2 separate regions of the Mus musculus genome follow, and region 2 is linked to region 1. The links are chromatin loops, found by intact Hi-C in ENCODE. Cell type or tissue: left cerebral cortex. All regions are shown on one strand. Each heading gives the region's core, and the rest is flanking DNA. Links, peaks and the distances in the headings are about the cores only.

Region 1 (5,370 bases), core at 176-5,175:
GGATTTCAGAGAAACCAGCTTTGGAGCTAGGAGACCAGAGCTCCAGCTCCCAGCTCATGGCCCTGGGCTGTCCCCTCTTCCTTCCTGCACACCTGTTCCCCTCTCTCCTAGGTAGGCATACCACACCCTCCCTCAGATGCTGTGAGACTTCTGCAGAACTATGAGTGTGGGGTTGAGGGATGTGAAAGGGACACCGAGGTGGAGACAGCTTCTTCCTGAGGTGGCTTTTGGTGCAGCAAGATGTGAGCCTCACATGTGAGCCCAAGGAGGAGGGGCCGTGTGGCCGCCTGTTGCACTCGCAGCCCTCACTTCAGTGAGCCAAGTGACACTCACCACGGGGACATGTGTTTGCCACCACAGACTTTGAATGTCTTGTAAAACTCACAATTTGTTCAAAAGAATAAACAGCATGAAAGAGGACACACAGCCTCCATCCAGAACGGGTGGGGGGCGGGGAGCAGTTCCAAGGCTGGTTTCCATTTAAACCACATTTGGAACGGCTGTTGGTTCTTGTGGAACTCTGGTCTGGGAAAGCCCTTCCCAGCACAGACTGGATACTTGGCCTGGGACACGGAGCCTCGCTTCCGTGTGTAAGACATGGATAATCATCAAGTGATTATATGCCATGCAGGCTGGATACATGCAAATCTCTCTGGTAGAGCAAGCATAGGAAGGCATAGCTGTCAACTCCTCTAGGGGACAGGTGTGAGTGCAGGCTGGGTCATCCAGCCCAGCAGGCTGGGATAGAAGAGGACTAGGGTCTGAGAGGTGGAGGTCTGTAGTCAGCTAGAAGAGGCAAGGGCCGGACTGCAATCAGAATGTGGATAGATGGGACAGAAGTGGGTCCTGGAAGAAAAAGTGACAGGTGTGAATGCTCTGAAGTGAGTAACAGGCTTTCATATCTGAGGATCTCAGGGAAGGAAGCAGGGCCTGGGCCCCCAGGATGAGCCACACCAGCCTGGGCAAATGGAAAGGCTTCTCAAGGGAAATGTCTCTAAGAAGGCTCTGACGTGGGGCTGGAAAAATGACTGCACACCAGGGTACTTGCTGCACAGACGTGCTTGAGCTGGAGTTCCCAGAGCCAGAGTTAAAAGCTGAGCATGGCCACCACCGTGCCTGTAACCCTACTGCTAAGGGGGAAGGGTGGAAAGACAAGGATGTCCCAAGCTCCATGGCTGCTGGCCTAGCTTCAGAGGCAGAGAGAGACCCTTTCACAGAGGAATAGGGGAGGCATTGTAGAATAGGGCATGAGATGGCCTCCTCTGGCCTCCACGTGTACACACTGGCACTTGCATCACACACACACACACACACACACACACACACACACACACACACACACCTTCTTCCTGCACCCCACAAAGAAGCCTTTTAGCACTGTCAGGAGCCCTGGGCGGGAGGTACAGTATCCTCTGGTGTTGAGGGTACCTTGGCATGGTTTGGGGTTGGTATGTGGAGAGATCCTGATGGGTTATGAGTTGAGCAGACTCCCCTCCCTATTGATAACCGGGGTGGGGGACCCAGAATGTCTTCTCCCATTCCATCTTCAGAAGACTTTGTCAACCCAGCATGAAGGACAACCAGGAAGGTCAAAAATGTGCCATCTGTTGTGTGGCTCTGGTGTCCCTGTGTCATTCAGGGTATGTCCGGGTTCATTCTTGAGGGAGTTTCAGCCAAGAATCATGACAAGGCCTGGTCCCTGATTCAAGAGACAAGAACACTGGGGGTCAGGGAGAGTTTTAGATGTGGAGTTGGAGGAGCTATCAGGCAGGGCAGGATGGGGCTGGATCCTGGGGCTAAGTCTAACACCACACTGAGAAGGATGCTCCTGCCAGCCCATGACAGTAGAGGGTTAGCTATAGACAGGGACAGGTGCATCCTGGGAGGGATGCAGTCAAGCAGGAGTTGGGCAGTGCTTCTGGCAAGCTGCTGAGCGGGACAGTGCAGTGCCCACAGGATTTAGGAATGAAGACAGTTTAGAGCTCCTTCCGTGGGCCAGGAAGGAACCATGAGTGCGTGTGAATCCAGCTTCTAAAAACCGAGCAAGAGGCCAGGCATGGTGGGGCATGCTTTCAGCTTCAGCACTCAGAAGGCAGAGGTAGGCAGATTTCTGTGAGTTTGAGGCTAGCCTGGTCTAGAGAGTTCTGAGACAGCCAGAGCTTAATAATGAGACCCCCATCCAAAAACAATTTTTTGAGTTAGAAGTGGCCAAATAGTAATAGGTGGTAAAGAAGTCTACTGTGTGTGTGTGTGTGTGTATGTGTATCTGCACGTGTATGTATATATGTGTTTATAGGTGCATGTATCTGCATGTGTATGCGTGTTTATGTATACGTGTGTATATGTGTATCTGCATATGTATGTATATGCATGTGTCTACATGCATATGTATGTGTGTGTATGTATATGTGCATCTGTGTGCGTGTGTTGTGTGTTTGTGTGGCCAGCTGTCATGGGGTCTCGCAGATGAGGAAGAAGGAGATGAAGCTTATGTGCAAAGGACATGGGAGGGACCTTGGTTCTGAGAAATCGAGCATGGCGAGCTCTGGAGGGTCCTCGAAATGGCATCTGTGGTGCGGACTCGGCAGAGAGATTTCAGGCAGGGAGAGGGGCTTCGGGGGATCTCCTGAGGCTAGGATGTGAACTCCTGCTCCCAACCTGACTGGTGAGCAGCGGGCATCCAAGAAGGCTCTGGGGAGGGAGAAGAGTGGAGACAGTGAAGGGAAGGTGGGTCACCTGGGGGTGGCGGGGTCAGGGAAGGGAGTCAGGTAGGGATGAGAGTCTGGGGCAGGCCCCTCTGGCCCTGGAAGCCCCCTTCTCCAGCACACAGTGGCTCTCTCCCAGCTCTGTGCTCATGCCAAGGTAGGTCACGTGGCCCCCTGCCAGGATCCACGGTTCAGTTTCCCTCTATATGATGAATTTGTGAAGGGCAAGCCACGTCCTCTGAGGTCCTTCTGTCCAAGCTTCTCTGACTACTGGTTTGGCTCTGCTCAGAGGCTTGTCCCAAGCCACTCAGTGAGCTCAAGGGGCTGCAGCCCTCTGGCCAAGTTCACCACATAGCCCAGCCCTGGGCAGCCTTTACTGGACCTAGGTTTCTTCCCACCTGCAGGTGCAGGCTGGTGGAGAGAGCCAGAGAAATGGCCACAAGGGGCCGCTAGGACCCAACCCAAGGCTTGCCTGAGTGTAGTCCCTCTGCTTCCAGCTTCCAGTCTGCGGTGGAGCAGGATGCAGAAGGCACATAGACTGGGAGAAGCCCCCGGGGCCCTGCCACCTTCTGCTTCCTGCAATTGTGTATGTTCACTCTCCACTGCCCACCCACAGCCTCGGGGCTCCTAACTGTAAGGTGCCCTGGATGCTTTAGACTTTGCTGTTTCACCCTGGCCCATCCCTCACTCCTCGTAGGAGTTTTAGGAGGAGCCTGACCATACAGAGAGGAAACAGAGCCAGTGCTTTCAGATGTACAGTCATGAGCCCCCACAGCATGGGAAGCCGAGTGCTGGGTCTGGAGGTGGGTGGACTCTGATTCTATCTGCTGCCCCCTGGAGGAAGGCGGTGAGCCTGGGGCAGGGACTTTAAGCACCAGGAGACTTTAGATAGGTCAGAAATTTGTGTTTAGAGCAGTTACCCCAAGAGGCCCTGATGTAAGGGGTGTGTGTCCACCTGCTGATAAGGCACTGTGAGGGGTGGCAGCTCACGCCGGGGGGGGGGGGGTGGCGGAGGCTGAATGCTCACTGCTCTCTTCTTTTATTCAAAAGTCAACCACCCCCTGTCCTAGCTGAGGATCTAGAGCTCATACTGGACCAGGCCTGACTAGAGGGAAAGTGCTAACCTATAGTGGATGATCAGAATGGGGTCCTGGTTGTTGACATTTCTTCTAGGCCCCGCAGCTACCTGGCAACAGCCAGGTGTGTCTGACTCACTATAAAAGGGGCTGCTTGCCCCCTCCTCACTCTCTACTCTTCCTCTTGCTCTTCCTCTCTTCCCCTCTTCCCTCTCTGTCCCTTCTCTCCCAATTCCCCTCCCCCCCACATGCTCACGGCCCACCTATACTCTCTCTCTCTCTCTCTCTCTCTCTCATTCTCGCTCTGTGTGTGTGTGTCTGCCTTTCTCTGTCTCTACTACCCCCTCAACTTCCCTCCCCATGCCCTAAATAAACTCTATTCTATAATATAGTCTTCATGTGGCTGGTTCCTCAGGGGGAAGGGAGGCACCCCTTTCCCCCACACATACCTCCCTTCCACCAAACATATCTCTGGCTTCTTTTTCTTTTTTATAAAACACAATACCAGTGGCTCCATAGAGCAATAGTCTAGTGAGGGAAAAGGGACAGGACCCAAGGCTTTGCTTGGGCTTCTGAACTTTATACCACTTAACAGGGATATATAACTCCTACCAGCTTAGGAGGACCAATGGTTGATGAGCTTGTGTGTGTGTGTGTGTGTACACTAACAGGAATCCTGGTACCTTCAATATACGCCCCCCCAAATATCCCTCCCGACCTGTTCTGAGGAGTGCAGATTGGAGGGGGTGTAGGAGCTGAGGCTACAGGGCAAATGTGGGGAGTGGGGTGGCACTTGGGGACCTCTTCACTGAAGCATCAAAGGCTGCTGGGAAATGTGTGTCGAGTGAGGTGGAACGTTATGGAAATCGTCTCCACTGCTCTGTGGCCTGAGAATTCACGGTCAATGAGAAGAAGTTCCCTTGGTCCCGTATTTTTTCCTCTCTTTGAAAGTAAAAGCCTTAGGATCAAACACACGCAAATCGTGGTCATCTGTCTCTCCTGCGCTCTGCTAACTCCACAGAAGTGAACAGGACCGAACGGTTTAAACTCTTTCCAGCACTGGAGGGTGGAGCCAGCTGGCTCTGAAGTCTGAGTGTGCTTACAGCGCGTCCTCACACGGTCGGTTCCTGAGAGCATCCCTGCTGTCACTGGGCGTCGCTGAGCTTGACTCAGTTCCTGTCTGGACTTGTCCACCGCAGGACACTTAGCTTTGCTGAGTCTTATTCTATGCCTTTCTTGCTCAGAGTGATTGATTACATGCACGTAATATGGATTTCCATTTTTCTCAAGGTAATAAAAATAAGGCTGTTTCAAAAAGTCGTACTTCTATGGTAACCAGCACCCCTCCCCCAAATGACCTCATCAACCCAACCTTCTTTCCTCTTCCAGGGCAGCTGCATTCACAGTCCCAGGTTGCCTAGCAGTGTGTTAAACCCGAGCCAGTCCCTGGAGACAGTTCTATGGGCATCTAGGAGGGTAGAAAATACTCCCTTTCTTTTCATGATTCCCAACACACACACACACACACACACACACACACACACACACACCCCTCCTGGGAGCTTTAACACACATATTTCCATTGAATC
Region 2 (5,370 bases), core at 275-5,274, 170 kb after region 1:
TCCAGGGAGCTTTCCAAGGCCCCTCCCTGTGGACACCCACCACTCCCAGAAGCCTACACTCCACACACACACACACACACACACACACACACACACACACACACACTGGGTTTCCTCTCAGTTGTCTCCTGGCTCAGGGGCTGGGATAGAGTGGCACACATAAACATTTACTGCACAAGCAGACATTTATTTAGAAGGATGAAATCCAACTACATGGACCTAATTTTTCCCAGAAAAAAAGAGAAAGCTCCTTCTACCCTACACATCCCTCTGCCACGCAGGACAGTGACACTCTAAAGCTTACACCGAAGCCTTTGTGGCCTGCTACTCAGCAGGGACGTAGGAAAGGAGCCCTGGGAAGAGAAACTACACAGTCCCTGGGTCAGGGCGACTTGGACCAGCACTACCTGAAGTGTGTGTCACAACCAACACTTCCACACCCCTGGAAACCGCCAAAAAGAACAATTCTCAGGGCCTGCCTGCTCTATGGTGAGGCTCAATGGAGACAGGGCCCAGGAACTGGGTGAGCAAGCCTGCAGCCCTGGGAGGTGAGAACCCTTGGCAGCTACCATAGCCCTGAGTCATTTCCTTTCCTGGTGCCTCAGGTTCTGTCTCTGGGGACAGAAACCAGGTAACTGTGCTCCCAAGGCATGCACAGATAGTACCTGTCTGACCCAGAGTCCTGTGACCCTGTGAAACACGGAGGGGACATCATGGCATACCCAGCCCAGGTCCAGGACAAAGGCCCATGACCTCCAAGACAGTAGTTCTCAGCCCCTTTGTGGGGGCTGCACATCAGATATCCTGCATATCAAATATTTATATAACAACTCATAACATTAAACTTACAGTTATGAAGTAGCCATGAAAGAACCTTATGGTTGGGGGTCCCCACGGCATGAGGAACTGTATTAAAGGGTTGCATCATTAGGAAGGTTGAGAACCACTCTTCCAAGAGGTGTGCAAGGGAAGACTCAAGTGGCTCAAGTAGAGGCAGACAAGCAAAACCTAGGGCTTCAGCACAGCCCTCTGAGACTGAGTCAATGCTGTCTCCATTAAAGGATGCCAGCTCACAACCCTACAGCACTAGAAGGGACCTGACAGCTCTATTTTACAGAAGGAAGACTGAGGCCTGAGGTCATCCCAGCAGAATATGGAGAGCCAAGCTTCCAGGAGCCAGGGGGAGTTGAAGCAGATAGACTTTGAGACCCCTCCTCACTGTGGCCATGGTAATAGGTCAGCATGTAGTATCACTGACTTGGTACTACCAACCCAGTACTGATGACCTAGTATTGCTAACTCAGTACTGCTCGCTAGCGTCAGGCCAGGAGCTCACACAGGCTGAAGAGGCACAAAGCCTGTAACCAAGCAACAGCTGGTTTTCAAACACCCCCACTTTTGCTGGACTGGGGTCAGAAGTGGGGTCTACATAACTTCAATAAGCTAAAATTCCCCAAATGGCCTCTTTCCTGAGTCTGCTCTCATCCCCACACTCACACAACCATTGCTCTCTGAGCACCTTCTGTATGTTACTCCATGCGGTGGCCTTAATCCTAGCTAGGACAAGACATTCAGTACCTCAGGGTCTTATTTCTCTGGATTTCTAAAAAATTCATTTATTTTTATTTTATTTATGTATGTGTGTGTGTGATGTGTGAGTTTATGTCCACTACACACATGTGGTGCCTGCTGATGCCAGAAGGCACTGGAAGTCCCTGGACATGGAGTTAAAGTGTTTGTGAGTTGCACGATGTGGGTGCTAGGAACCAAACCTGGGTCCTTTGGAGAAACACTATGAGTGCACCCTTAGTCACTAGGCCATCTTTCCCACGCCTACAATGAGGCTTAGAGAAGTTTACTGACCTGCGTGCAGCACACAGAGAGACAGGATGAGTGGACATAGATGCCTGTATCCCACCCATTACCCCCCCCCCATATCAGAGGCTTGGGTTTGTACCTGGTTCAGCCTCAAATAAGGGGACCATGATGCCCCACAGCCGGCAGGGACACCCTAATTTGCCTTTGGTCTTCGGGGAAACCTAAGAGGATATTGAAAAACGAAGCCATGCCGGCAGGTAGCATCACCCAGATCAGCTTGTGTGGCTGACCTCATGCACAGACCTCCAGAGCATTGCGCCCCACTCCCCTCACTCCAGGCAACAGGCCAGCTCTCCCATCTCCAGAGAGCTTACTACACAAGCAGGGAACAGAAAGACCCAGACTCCATCCAGCCCCCTGGCTGCTTCTGTTGAGCTGACACTGTCTACCACCCTTTCCTCCAAACCTGCCCTCAAAAGCTCTCAATGGGGACTGTATCTCCCCACTCCATCCCCACCCCAGCCTGTAAAATCACCCAGAGCCAACAGCCAACAGGACCTTGTCCAAGCAACTCCGGGCAATCGTAGAGGAGAAAAGGCGGTTAGACTTTAAATTAAATAGAACCTTCTCTCTTTATTTCCAGTAAGAAATCATAGACTTGGTTCAGGTACAAAAAATTAATCCCTGGGTTCAGTTTGGGATTCAGCAAATTAGCACCATTTGCTCTGGTTTGGGGTCTGAGGTTTAGATCGAGCCTAGAGGAAGAAGCAATCTGGGACACCCCACACCACAAGCATCACTTGCAAGCTTTGTGGCTCCACTTGAGGGACAGGGATAGGAAAAGACCCTTGGGTGGAGCCAGACTCCTAGTTACCCTCTGGCAAGTAGCCGTCCAAGCCTGAGTAGAAGAGCTTCTCTGTGCCAGCTGGGTCTCCTCTGTGTAGGCTGAGCGCTGGTCACAGCTTCCTTGAAGCTCCCCATCTCTCTGCGCCTCTCTTCCTCTCTCACCCCTCTTCCCTACACCACGCATGTCACTCACGGCACTGCACCCCAGCTGGCAGCCTCAACAGCATCCCTAGAGAGCCTGCATTGGTCCCACTGTGACCTACTCACCCTGTACTTCCCAGGATACTCACTCACTGAGAGAGGCCCCCACACCCAGCAGAGCAGAAGCTCACGCACTGTCCTGGTCACAGACCAATCCCTTAGGGGAAAACTGGGTGGATCAAGCAGGAACCTGGCCCCTTTCTAGACACAGAACTGCCCTTCCAGTTGGCCAGGTTTGGGTCCTGGGGCCAGAAGCAACCCTCCCTCTCCTTCAACCCCCCCACTCTAAGCTCAAAGCACACCCTCTAGCACCCTCTAGGGCCCAGGCAAGGCATCTTCCTGCCTCCACCTTCTCCACCCAGAGCTCTGAGAACCCCTCCAAGTGCAGGTGCTCGCTCTGGAGCACTTGCAGGGGAGAGGAGTGGGCTCTGCACAAACGAGCCTTCCTTCACACTCCACTCTTGGGCTCTGTGAGCACTGTCCGCAGAGCGAGAATGGTGATCCCTACCCTGCAGTCCCAAAGATTAAGACGCGACCTACAGCAAGGACCTAACCCAGCAGCAGGCATACACAGTAAGCACCCTGAAACCTGAGTGCTGGCATACACAGTAAGTACCCTGAAACCTGAGTGCTGGCATACACAGTAAGTATCCTGAAACCTGAGTGCTGGCATACACAGTAAGCACCCTGAAACCTGAGTGCTGGCATACACAGTAAGTACCCTGAAACCTGAGTGCTGGCATACACAGTAAGTACCCTGAAACCTGAGTGCTGGCATACACAGTAAGTACCCTGAAACCTGAGTGCTGGCATACACAGTAAGTATCCTGAAACCTGAGTGCTGGCATACACAGTAAGCACCCTAAAACCTGAGTGCTGGCATACACAGTAAGTACCCTGAAACCTGAGTGCTCCTTCCTCCTGTGTTTAAGGCGCCTTTCACTTTCCCCTGCACCAAACAGGAGCCCAGACAGAAATGAGCTCCACACAAGGGGTTGACAGTCCGCCTAAGACTGTGGTTTGTCTATGAGGTATGGTGGGATAGTTAACAATGGACACTGCCACGTGTCAAAATAAGCAGAGCGGGAGGAACCAAACAGGCTTCCTCTTGGGAGTCCAAGCAGGAGCCTCCAGAAGAGAACAGGAGAACACAGCGCAGCCTGCAGCTTGCTAGAGATGCCTGGGCTGCGGATGCACGGGCTGCTGCGGCAGAGTAGGCGCTGCTAGGGAACCGCTGCGGACAAACACCCCACACAAGACATCGCAGCCTCAACCTCACCTCACACTGTTCCCAAAAGTTCTGCTTCCTGGCCAGTCTACCAGTGCAGGATGGACAGCCAGAGGGAAACAGCCCAGTTTAAAGGCAATAAAAATGTTTTTTTTCTTGCTAAACAAATTAGTTTACATCTGGTGATGTGCAAATAAATAGAAGGACCCAGACCAGACGTCTCCCAAGGCCTGGGCCTCACTCTGTTTGGACCCAGGCCTAGGCACCCGCCAGGAGCACCCTTGTCTCTCGCTTGCTCTCACGCCATCCCTGCTCCCCCCTTCCCACAACTCTCCGTGCTAACTGTCCATCCCGAGGTTCCCAGTCTTCCCCTTGCTCAAGGGAGGAGCTGGCCTCTGGTGCTTGCCCCATGTTCCTTCCAAGCTAGCCTTAGGCAGCGCATGTATGAAATGGGAACAATGGTCTCCTCGTGCCAGAGCTGTGGGGGGAAATAAACATCTCTGAAGTGCCTGGCACTTAGAAAGCATCCCCATGGTGTGGGGCTCCTCCACTGCTCCTGGCCCTAGCTCCTTGGGAAATACATGGAGTGGACTGTGTAGGGTCAGAAGCCCAGTTCTGCCTATGCACAGAGGTGGAGAAACACAGGCATTCCCACAGCACAGAGGGTCCTGTCAGTGGACAGTTGGCCAGGGGTCTTCAGATAGAAACAGCAGCTCCCAGTTCTCAGAACCTAGGAATTACCACCTGGAGACGGGCCACTGCTGTCCATCCCACCACACAGCGAAGCCGAGGCCCAGAAATTTCAATTTCAATTTGCCTGCTTTGGGAAGGAAGCCAGGCCTCAGCCCATGGGTATTTTCTAGTCCATGTCTGTGAGGAGAATCTGTCACATGTAATGAGGGGGTAGGACCACCAGCCCAGACTTTCCTTGGTGCAATTCTCCTGAAACTTAGAAATTTCGGGTTCCTGGGCCACGGAGCTCAGGGGAGACCTCAGTGGATGGGTACAGGTCAGTCAGAAGCAGAACAAGAGGGGAGGAAACCCCTCGGTCTAGGACAGCTGTAGAGGGAGTGTGGAGAGAAAACTGTGGACGGGATGGTCTCCAGAAACCCCTCCCAGTCAGAAGACTCCATCTGGCCTCTTTGGAACCAACTTTCTGATTCTTTCTGTCAGTGGGGTGGGTCTGTGGCCCTGCTCCTGGGAGCAAATCTAAAACAAGCCCTGTTGTTCCTTTCCCAGCCTTCTGGAGCCAGGAAACTCATCTGTCCTACTTAGTT

What was found. Hi-C counts contacts between places; a loop is a spot of excess contacts. Peaks named below come from ENCODE experiments on the same cell type or tissue, not always from the same donor. Only the 100,000 strongest peaks of a DNase experiment are listed, where the experiment ranks them.
Region 2: a loop joins it to region 1, with 8 times the contacts of the local background. A loop is called at or near these places in 7 of 42 quality-filtered maps.

What each region holds. Positions count from the first base shown.
Region 1 is chr4:107,650,919-107,656,288 of GRCm38, reverse strand. No RefSeq gene overlaps it. Among named protein-coding and RNA genes, the nearest start is that of Gm52673, 28 kb to the right of the region's middle. In left cerebral cortex, for the core only: a CTCF peak has its summit at 3,147 (motif pointing right); DNase peaks (open chromatin) are centred at 3,171 and 4,882.
Region 2 is chr4:107,483,912-107,489,281 of GRCm38, reverse strand. The region is part of intron 2 of Glis1 (GLIS family zinc finger 1); the gene reads right to left. Among named protein-coding and RNA genes, the nearest start is that of Gm46866, 51 kb to the right of the region's middle. In left cerebral cortex, for the core only: a CTCF peak has its summit at 3,185; DNase peaks (open chromatin) are centred at 2,828 and 3,187.